Regions from separate parts of the Homo sapiens genome. Here region 2 is linked to region 1. The links are chromatin contacts, found by Hi-C or POLR2A ChIA-PET in ENCODE. All regions are on one chromosome and are shown on one strand. Each heading gives the region's core, a stretch centred on a gene start or an enhancer-like site at or near the end of the contact. The rest is flanking DNA. Distances are from core to core; before and after follow the strand shown.

Region 1 (5,256 bases), core at 1,754-4,253:
GTTCCAGCCCTGTCGCATTCCCCGACTGTCACTGCTAACACCTTCCTGCTCCCGCTCGGATCCTTGAAGATGGCTCCTCTGTCTCCACATCCCATAATTCGCTTAATTATTTCCCCACCGTAGAGCCTCTGGGGAGATTCCAGTTTCCTGCCACTATAAATAGTGCCGCTCTGTCTTCCCCTCCCTCCTGGATTAGTCCCCAGGGTGTGTTTCCGAGATAGAATTCTTGGATCGGAACAAGCTCCTGGCGGGTTTCGGGGGATGGAGCTGTTCCGGTGGGGATGTGGCTTGGCCAGTCCCCTTTATGGTGGCCCAGGAGGCTGACCGACGGCCGGTACTCGAGCTCCACCGGGGCAGCTGTGAGGATCCAGCCTCAACCCCAAGGGACTCAGGAACTAGGGAGGGGGACAGGAGGGGTCTGGGCCGCAACAGGGACCCTGCTACGAGAGGGGTACCCTGGCCCCAGCTCAGAGCCCCCTCTGGACGGTCAGAACATGGCAGGAAGCTGCCCAAAGCCCTCTGAGGATGGACTGCCGAGGGGTGTCTGTGATGTTCGCCCCACAGGCCAACCTGGGTGTTGGGCTAGGGAGTACCCAGGAGACCCTGGAGTCCTGGAGCAGGTCCTGCTGCTTGATAGGAGAGGGCAGCCCCTCTGTCTCCAGGTAAATCCCCAGGCAGGGCCGGGCGCGGTGGCTCACGCCTGTAATCCCAGCACTTTGGGAGGTCAAGGCAGGCGGGTCAACTGAGCCCGGGAGTTTGAGACCAGCGTGTCCAACGGGGCAAAACCTCATCTCTACGAGAAAATTTTAAAAATCTGCCGGGCATGGTGGCGCGTACCTGTGGTCCCAGCTACTCAGGAGGCTGAGGCAGGAGAATCACTAGCCCAGGAGGCAGAGGCTGCAGTGAGCCGAGATCGCACCACTGCACTTCCAGCCTGGGCAACAGAGTGAAACCGTGTTTTAAAAATAACAAAACAAAATAAAATAAAATGAAATAAAATAAAAATAAATATATATATACACGTTTATATATTTTTAATTTAAAAATTTTTTTTTTTCTTTTTGAGCCACAGTTTCGCTCTGTCACCCAGGCTGGAGTGCAGTGGTGCAATCTCTGCTCACTGCAGCCTCTGCCTCCCAGGTTCAAGCGATTCTCCTGCCTCAGCCTCCCAAGTAGCTGGGATTACAGACACCTGCCACCACGCCAGGCTAATTTTTTGTATTTTTAGTAGAGACAGGGTTTCACCATGTTGGCCAGGCTGGTCTCAAACTCCTGACCTCAAGTGATCTGCCCGCCTTGGCCTCTGAAAGTGCTAGGATTACAGGCGTGAGCCACCGTGCCAGGCCTATTTTTCATTTTTTTGAGATGGAGTCTCACTCTTGTCGCCCAGGCTAGAGTTCAGTGGCGCCGTCTCCACTCACTGCAGCCTCTGCCTCCTAGATTTAAGCAATTCTCCTGCCTCAGCCTCCCGAGTAGCTGGGATTACAGGCGTCCGCCACCACGCCTGGCTAAGTTTGGTATCTTTAGCAGAAGCGAGGTTTCACTATGTTGGCCAGGCTGGTCTTGAACTCGGGACCTCAGGTGATCTGCCCACCTCCACCTCCCAAAGTGCTGGGATTACAAGCACGAGCCACTTGGCCAGAAACATATTTTTTAAGTAATTCCCTCACTGACAGGTTCCTACAAGTAAAGTTGAGCCCCCCCTACAGCTGACGGCGAAGGAACTGGAAGCTCTGCAGCAGGGAGAATCTCCTCAAATGTGCTTCTTGAAAAGCTGGGGCCATGAGTAGCCTCCCATTCACATCCCCATGGGGACCCTTCTCCAGGGCCCACGGGGGCGGGTGGAGCCGGGCTCCGGGCCAGGAAGGTCAGGTGGAGATCACGCCGCGTCCACTGGGGCAGCATTCCGCACGACGTGACCCCGGGCACTCGGAGCGGGGCAAGTGCCCGTGGACCCCGTCGGGTGGGCCGGGGCCGGGGGTGGGGCTCACCTGCAGGGGCGGCGGGCTGTACAGGAGGCTGCCCGCCGGCGGGGGTTCATGCTGCGGGTAATCCCTGTCCATGGCGGGCCCCACTGCAAGCATCGGGCGGCAGGCGGGGTGGGGTCCTCGGCCGGGCAGCAGGCGGCGGGACTCCAGGACCCGGGGCCGCCGGGGCGTCTATCTGGGCTTCTCGCTCCGTGGTGGCGGCGGTGGCGGCAGCATCATGATCTGCAGAGGGAGACGGGGACGTCCTGAGAGTCCAACGGTGGTGGAGAGTGGTGCTCCCCGGCCGCCTCTCCCTCGGGCATGACCGGTCCCAGCCTGGGCTGCAGCTCCTGCTACCTCCTGGGCCGGAACCAAAAGGCGCTCCTTCCCCTCCCCACTCACCCCCACCCGCCATCAGCAGTGCCACCCAACTCCTTTGTGCTGCCCACAGCGCCTTTCCTGGCCTCCCCGGCCCCAACTACAACGATTAAGGTGGGCCCGACAGGGCTGCCCAGGTCACAGGGCAGCCGTAGGACCAGGCACCCAGACTGTGAGCAGTGGAGCTGCAGGCTGACTCCCCCACATCTGGCTTTGTCAGCAGCCGGTGTGAGACTGTGGAGGGAGAGTCCAACCCGGGCCCGGCACCCAGGGGAGCCCAGGGGACACTGGACCCAGCCCTGTCCCTCAGAGGCAGCAGGGGCTCCACAGTGAGGTCTCCCAAGGAGGGGGGTCAGGGGCCACGCAGAGCTGGAAGAGCACCCAGACCTCGTTTCAGGCTAATCACACACCAGCATCCCCACTGAGAACGTTCCTGGGCTACAGAGCCGAGCCCCACACCATCAGACGCCAGGGACAGCTCCCACGTGCCCCGCGGCCTCTGGCACACGGCCAGACGCCCGCCAGGCTGAGCCCCCACCAGGCCCTACCTGGCGAGTGCAGGGACCCAGGCTGGCCCGTGGTGGCAGGGAAAGCTTTCCAGGCGTCCGCCCAGCATGCTCACTGCCGAGGGCGGCAGGAAGGGGAGGCGGCGGCCACTCCCGGCCAAGCCCTGGAGTGAAGAAATCTCCGGGACTTCCAGTAATTGCCGTCCAGCCACACGCAGGCACTTGTGCAATCCCGTGGGGGAGAGGCACGTCTCTGCCCGGCGCTCCAGAGACAGTGGCCGGGCAACAGGGGCTGGGGGTCGGGACTCCTGTCCCAGAGACCAGATGGAGGTGGTCAGGCACAGTGGGGGTCACCCTGCCAGGCCGTCCCAACTGTCCGCGGCCTCTGCCTGCTCCCTGCAGTCAGGACGCTACAACCCACTGCCACCAGAGCTGGGACCCTTGGCAGCCCTTCCAGCTGCCCACGGGGACCTGCGACACCCTTGCCAGAACGGCCCTTTAGGGGAAGGGACAGGCCCGCTGGGATCTGGGGTCTTGGCCAATCCTTGTCAAAGATTCTGGGTCAGGCAGGATCAAAGCCTGGCTCCACCTTCTGAGTTGAATAACCTCAGACACCCAAGCTCCTCCAAGCCTCGGTATGTTCCTCTGGGAGACAGGTTCTCTGGGTAGAGCCTGGGACCCCCCGACCCCGGCCCCGTGTGCTGGTGGCCACAAACAGCTCTGCTGGGCCCAAGGCAGCTGCTGATACCGGGGTCCCCATCCAGGGGCCCACCAGTGCTAGGGGGTGGCCCACCCCCTGCCTTGGGGCTCAGCAGCCCCTCCCCTGCAGGGACTCCCCTCAGCTCCTGTCAGCACCCCTTCCTGCTGCAGGTTCCATCTCACGGCAGCCACAGCCCCAGAGCTACGCTGACCTTTTCCACACTCAGGGCGCTCCTCAGCTCTGAGGCCACACAGTCCTGAGCTGATGGGCAGCAGGGCCCAGGCCCCACGGTGGACGGAGCTTGGGGAGGGGGCACCTTGGGCAGCTCTGGGGCGACCCCATGACCGTCCTCGGGGTACACCATAGCTGAGGGACCCCTCCAGCAGCAGGGGCCCTGAGCTCGCCTGTGTCCGAGTCCCCTAGGCCAGCACGGTGCTCCTGGCAGCTCCTCCCTCCCTACGGTCTCTGAGCCCCCCACGTCTGTGGACGCCCCTTCCAGGCGGCAACCCCAGGAGGCTCAGGGGACCGGGTTCTTCAAGGGGAGGGCTTCACACATGGCATGTGACCTGGAGTCCATGCCTTGGGGACCTGGCAGGGTGTGGAGACCTGGACCGGGAGGGGATGGGGGCAGGAGAACAATGCGGACACCAGGCACAACCAACCAAGAGTCAGGGCCCAAAACCAGGAGGCGGAGGCGGAGGCGGATCCTCACACACGGCTGCTTGGCAGTCTGGGATTCCTCAAGAGGCTAACGCTGGAGTCACCACACCACCGAGCAATTCCACACCACACAGAAACGTGGCCATGCACGTCCACAGCAGCACCACTCACAACAGCCACCCGAGGAAGCAGCCCAGTGTCCACGGATAGGCGAGTGGACCAGCATGTGGCGTGGCCCATCCACGTGCCAGAACACGACACAGCCATGAACAGCAGCGAGGCCGACCTAGGCCACAGCGCAGACGCACCTTGAGGACGTCACGCTCTGTGAGAGACGCCAGGCACAGATGTGTGTGATCCCACTACTATGCACTGTCCAGGACGGGCCCATCCAGAGACAGAAGGGGATGCGTGGGTGCCGGGCTGGGGCGACCCTGCACCCGGGGCCCATTTCCAAGTCCCCCCACAACCCAACACTTCAGGCTGTGCCCACTCCTGAGAACGCCCACCCTCTGCAATCCCCCAGGACCCGCCACTCCTGAGAACGCCCACCCTCTGCAATCCCTCAGGACCCACAGCCCTGCCTTTCCGCCCACTGCCAGCCCCCCATCGCCTCCCACCCTGTCCTCGGCCATATCTCACAACCCCTGCTGCCCCGATCCCCAGGCCCTCCCGCAGCCCCCAGCCCCTAGCCCTGCCTGCAGACTCGGTCCTGTCCGAGGGCCCACGCCCCCAAGGGCTGGCTCCCACCCCATGGTCCTGAGCCCTCCGGACCCTTCCCCCATTGACTCCGCCGCCGTTTCTTGCAGCAGCTGTGACCACGCCATGTCTCTGGGGCATCCAGCTGCCCCAATCCCCAGGATAAACCCTAGTGGGACACTGGGTGGGGTCTTGGGGCCTGAGAACACCCCAACGCAGCCTCTGCCACGCAGCCCCGGAGACGCTCTCCCCACGCGGCCCCGGAGACCCTCTGCCACGCAGCCCCGGAGACGCTCTCCCCACGCGGCCCCGGAGACCCTCTCCCCACGCGGCCCCGGTGACACGG
Region 2 (5,256 bases), core at 699-3,198, 87 kb after region 1:
CGAAAAGTGAACAGGCCTCCTCCTCTGCACCCCCCGAGCCAGGGCCAGGATGACCAGGCTCCAAGTGACCGTCACAGCGCTGGCCCGGTGGGAGGAGCCAGGCCCACGCCTTCATCCTGAGTCGGACCAGCAGGGCCTTCTTCAGGTGCTTGGGTTCCAGGGGACAGTGGCGCCCGCCATTGCACTGGCCTGAACACGGGCAGGGGGCGAGGGTGCAGCCTCCGGATGTAGGGAGCCACGGATCGTGTCGGATTCGCCCACAGCAGGAGGCATTGGATCTCCCTGGCTGCACCCTTGTAAAGCCACAGCCCCAGGGCCTCCCCTGCTCCCTGCACCCCTGGGGTCCAGCCCACCGCGCCAGGCTCAAGGCCCTTTCCAGGGAGCCCGAGCCCCAACCCCCGCCATCCCCGATTCCGCATTTTCCCGGAGCCTAAGGAGCGGGGCTGGGGGCCCGGCCGGGTGCCGCAGACCTGCGTGAGCGCGGGGGCGGGGCGGTGACGTCATAGCCGCGAGCGAGGCTGCGCGGGCCGCTGGCTGACGGCAGCGGAGCCCCGAGCCGCCCGCGCACGCGCTCCTGCGTCAGAGGCGCACGGGGGCGACGGCCAGGCAGGAGGTGGGGGGTCGGCGAGCGCATCTCCGGGCGCGGAGCGCCCTCTGCCGGCGTCGAGGAGCAGCGCGCCGGGGTCCGGGATCCCCAGCGAGCCCTCCCGCGTCGCCCGCGCTGTGCCCCTCGCCGCGGTCGCCGTTTCCTAGAACAGCTGCACCTGCAGCCTTCCACCCTGTCCCGTCCTGCACACTTTCTCGGCTTTTACTGTGATTTATTTTTGGCTTTTGCCACCACCTACCACTACGACCTGTTTGTTTTTAAATTTTATTTATTTTTTTGTTTGAGACAGAGTCTTGCTCAGTCGCCCAGGCTGGAGTGCAGTGGCGCGATCTCGGCTCACTGCAACCTCCCCCCCCCCCCCCCGCCCGGGTTCGAGCTATTCTCCTGCCTCAGCCTCCCGAGTAGCTGGGATTACAGGCGCCCACCACCATGCTCGGCTAATTTTTGTATATTTAGTAGAGACGAGGTTTCGCCATGTTGACCAGGCTGGTTTCAAACTCCTGACCTCAGGTGATCCGCCTGCCTCGCCCTCCAGATCGGATAAAGTGCTGGAATTACAGGCGTGAGCCACCGCGCCCGGCCTGACCTGCTTATTAATGATCTCAAATGTCTGCTAAATAACCCCCGGCCCCAGAGTGGGATTCTCACTCTGTTGCCCAGGCTAGGCAGTGGCGCAATGATAGCTCACTGCAGCCTCAATCTCCTTAGGCCCAAGCGATGCTCCCGCCTCAGCCTCCCCAGTAGCTGGGACCACAGGCGTGCATCACCACGCCCGGCTAATTTTGATTATTTGTAGAGACGGGGTCTCCCTCTGTTGCCCAGACTGGTCTCCATCTCCTGGGGTCAAGTGATTCTCCTGCCTTGGCCTCTCAAGGTGCTGGGATTACAGGTTGGAGCCACCACACCTGGCCCAGAGCCGGAAACTTGATGTTTTCTTGATGTCTATCCAGGGCCCTGCATCCAATGAGCGCCCCAAAAATCTTTTTTTTTTTTTTTGTACAGACGGGTCGGGGGTGGGGGCGATCTACACTATTGCCCAGGCTGGTTTCCAGCTCCTGGCCTCAAGTGATCCTCTGGCCTCAGCCTCCTAAAGCGCTGGTATTACAGTCGTGAGCCACCACGCAGCCGAATCTTGAATTTCACTGAAGTTCGTTTTACTCCACCTCCCAGGACGGTTTCACCGCCCTTATCTGACCACCCCCTGGTTCTGCCGCAGCCCGGGCCGGAACAAAACTGCAACCCCCAGAATACCTCACGACGGGGCACTGCGTCGTCAACGTCGCGTGCGCCCTGCCGGGAGTCGTAGTTCGCGCTTGCGCTCTCGCCGGGACTCCTCCTCCCAGACGTCCCTGCGCGTCGTCCTCCTCGCCCTCCAGGCCGCCCGCGCCGCGCCGGAGTCCGCTGTCCGCCAGCTACCCGCTTCCTGCCGCCCGCCGCTGCCATGCTGCCCGCCGCGCTGCTCCGCCGCCCGGGACTTGGCCGCCTCGTCCGCCACGCCCGTGCCTATGCCGAGGCCGCCGCCGCCCCGGCTGCCGCCTCTGGCCCCAACCAGATGTCCTTCACCTTCGCCTCTCCCACGCAGGTTCGGGCGCTGCGGGTCGGGACCCTCCGTGGCCGCCGCCCCCGGAGTCCAGGGTCCCCACCCCCAGGGCGCGACCCCCGCTTCCGGGCCCCCGGACCCGCGCGCCCCGGAAGCCGAGGCTACTCAGCCCTGGACCCTCGGCCCTGCCTCTGCTGCCCGAGCCCTGCGCTGCCCTCGTCCCGGGCACCTCCCCGAGATAAGCGTCTCCTGGGTGCCCTCCCCGATCTCCCTGGCCAAAGCCTGGGTGTCGCCGGATCGTTGCATTCCCATTTCGCGGATCAGTAGAATGAGGCGCAACTGTTGAGGACCAAAGCTGCAACTTCGGATCCCTGCGCTGGGTTGTCTCAGTGCCTCACATCAGCGCCAGGTCCTGCCCTGACCCATTACTTAGCAGGACAGGCCGAGTGCCCGGTGGGCGCGGGGCCGGCCTGCCCCGCCATCATTCCCCACGCTGTTGTCTGCAGGTGTTCTTCAACGGTGCCAACGTCCGGCAGGTGGACGTGCCCACGCTGACCGGAGCCTTCGGCATCCTGGCGGCCCACGTGCCCACGCTGCAGGTCCTGCGGCCGGGGCTGGTCGTGGTGCATGCAGAGGACGGCACCACCTCCAAATACTTTGGTGAGTCCGGTGGAGGGCTGCAGGGCCAGGCCAGGCTGGGGCTCCACATCCCAGGTCAGTCTCCGTCTCAGTTGAGGCTGCGAGAAAAAATAGTTTTAGGCCGGGCACGGTGGCTCAAGCCTGTAATCCCAGCACTTTGGGAGGCCGAGGCAGGTGGATCACCTGAGGTCAGAAGTTCGGAGACCAGCCTGGCCAACATGATGTAACCCCGTCTCTTCTAAAAATACAGAAAACTGGCCGGGTGCGGTGGCTCCCGCCTGTAATCCCAGCACTTTGGGAGGCCGAGGCGGGGGGATCACGAGGTCAGGAGATCGAGACCATCCTGGCTAACACGGTGAAACCCCGTCTCTACTAAAAATACAAAAAATTAGCCAGGCGTGGTGGCGGGTGCCTGTAGTCCCAGCTAGTCAGGAGGCTGAGGAGATTGTGCCACTGCACTCCAGCCTGGGCAACAAGAGTGAAACTCCATCTCAAATAAGAAAAATACAGTTTTAGCAGGTTTGTCCACTGAGGAGCCTGGGCTGGCCGGTGATGAAAGCGAACCAGAGGGGACCCTGCTCTCAGCCGGTTTATGACTGGCTCTGGACCAACCAATGTAGGATGGTCGAAGCAAGAGATGTAAAACCACCCAGGCCCAGTGGTTCATGCCTGTAATCTCAGCACTTTGGGAGACTGAAGTGGGAGAATCGCTTAAGCCCAGGAGTTTGAGACTAGCCTTGGCAACATAGTGAGACCCTGTCTCTACAAAAAATAAAAAGAAACTGACCAGGCGAGGCTGGGTGCGGTGGCTCACACCTGTAATCCTAGCACTTTGGAAGGCCGGGGTGGGAGGGTCTCTTGAGCCCAGGAGTTTGAGACCAGCCTGGGCAACATAGTGAAATCCCATACTACAAAAAATTAGCTGGTTGTAGTGGTGCACACCTGTAGTCCCAGCTACTCGGGAGGCTGAAGCAAGAGGACCGCTTCAGCCGGGGAAGTCAAGGCTGCAGTGAGCCAAGATCATGCCACTGCACTTCAGCCTGAGCAACAAGAGTGAGACCCTGTGCCAAAAAAACCCCTCAAAAAACCATGTTGGGAGGGCTGATCAGATTAGGGGAGGAAGGTCATTTGTGCAGGAAAAAAAGCAGTTCTAAGCCTCACTGGTTTCCAGTGGTGGCCAGATTTGAACTCAGCTTGCCTTTGGCCCTGACCCCAGCTCAACCCATGGGTGGTGGGTCAGAGGGAGGGCCTCTGTCCCCAGGCAGTGCTTTTGGGGGTTCCTCCAGCTTCTAGTCCTTTCTTGCGGCCCCTGTTTTGTTCTTCTCTAGCAGTTGCCCGCCATGTTGGGCCCAGGGCCAGTCCTGTGGGTCTGTTTGCACACTCAGGACACAGACTTGGATGTTTGTGGAGCTCCTGGTTCACAGGGGGCTCTGGACTTGACCAGGGGAGTCCCTGAGGCTGTGCAGCCCTTTGGGGTCTCACGCCTTCCCCCCGCCCCATTCCCCCAGTGAGCAGCGGTTCCATCGCAGTGAACGCCGACTCTTCGGTGCAGTTGTTGGCCGAAGAGGCCGTGACGCTGGACATGTTGGACCTGGGGGTGAGTGTCAGAGGGGACCTGAGGCTCAGCAGGTTGGAGCTGTCCAGGCTGCGGGGGAGGGAGCGCTGGGGGACCAGGAGCCGGGCTGGGGTCGCTGCTGGCCCCTCACCGCCCCTCAACCCCTTGCAGGCAGCCAAGGCAAACTTGGAGAAGGCCCAGGCGGAGCTGGTGGGGACAGCTGACGAGGCCACGCGGGCAGAGATCCAGATCCGAATCGAGGCCAACGAGGCCCTGGTGAAGGCCCTGGAGTAGGCGGTGCGTACCCGGTGTCCCGAGGCCCGGCCAGGGGCTGGGCAGGGATGCCAGGTGGGCCCAGCCAGCTCCTGGGGTCCCGGCCACCTGGGGAAGCCGCGCCTGCCAAGGAGGCCACCAGAGGGCAGTGCAGGCTTCTGCCTGGGCCCCAGGCCCTGCCTGTGTTGAAAGCTCTGGGGACTGGGCCAGGGAAGCTCCTCCTCAGCTTTGAGCTGTGGCTGCCACCCATGGGGCTCTCCTTCCGCCTCTCAAGATCCCCCCAGCCTGACGGGCCGCTTACCATCCCCTCTGCCCTGCAGAGCCAGCCGCCAAGGTTGACCTCAGCTTCGGAGCCACCTCTGGATGAACTGCCCCCAGCCCCCGCCCCATTAAAGACCCGGAAGCCTGACTGTGTGCTCGGCTCTTGTTCCTCCACCTGGCCCGGTGAAGCCGGGAGCGTCCTGGGCCCCTGCTCACGTCCTCCATGTCCCTTGCAAATAGGGCCTTTGAGCTCCCCTGGACTATGTCCCTTAGGGCACCTGGAGGTCCGTAGGAAGCAGGCTCGAGGGGGTGGGTGGGGTGCAGCCAGGCGGGCAGGCTGCTGACCTTCACCCTACAACGGTGGGGAGGGTGAAGGTCACC

The links. Hi-C counts contacts between places; a loop is a spot of excess contacts on that map. ChIA-PET counts read pairs that join two places held with the same protein, here RNA polymerase II (POLR2A). Pooled maps may share reads with other maps.
Region 2: a map of gastrocnemius medialis shows a loop between it and region 1 (2.1-fold over the local background). The contact joins the promoter of ATP5F1D here to the enhancer-like site in region 1. A Hi-C loop is called at or near these places in 1 of 168 maps with a recorded cell type or tissue (gastrocnemius medialis) and 4 of 50 pooled maps. POLR2A ChIA-PET finds 5 or more read pairs at or near these places in 4 of 52 experiments (AG04449, H1, MCF 10A and 1 more).

Annotation. Positions count from the first base shown.
Region 1 is chr19:1,152,193-1,157,448 of GRCh38, forward strand. It overlaps SBNO2 (strawberry notch homolog 2), which reads right to left. Exons shown (of 32, transcript NM_014963.3): 2 at 1,992-2,210. The coding sequence starts at 2,084. Among named protein-coding and RNA genes, the nearest start is that of SBNO2, 19 kb to the right of the region's middle. Within about 2 kb of position 3,004, at least 27 of the 41 ENCODE cell types and tissues checked have a DNase peak (open chromatin) inside an H3K27ac peak, as active enhancers do; they include gastrocnemius medialis, where a contact is called at or near this core.
Region 2 is chr19:1,239,803-1,245,058 of GRCh38, forward strand. It overlaps ATP5F1D (ATP synthase F1 subunit delta), which reads left to right and starts at 1,949. Exons shown (of 4, transcript NM_001687.5): 1 at 1,949-2,189; 2 at 2,654-2,807; 3 at 4,295-4,383; 4 at 4,513-5,023. The coding sequence starts at 2,049. The coding sequence ends at 4,635. RefSeq lists enhancers at 154-712, 1,579-1,708, 1,749-1,818, 4,886-5,045 and silencers at 420-779, 2,119-2,228, 4,526-4,685.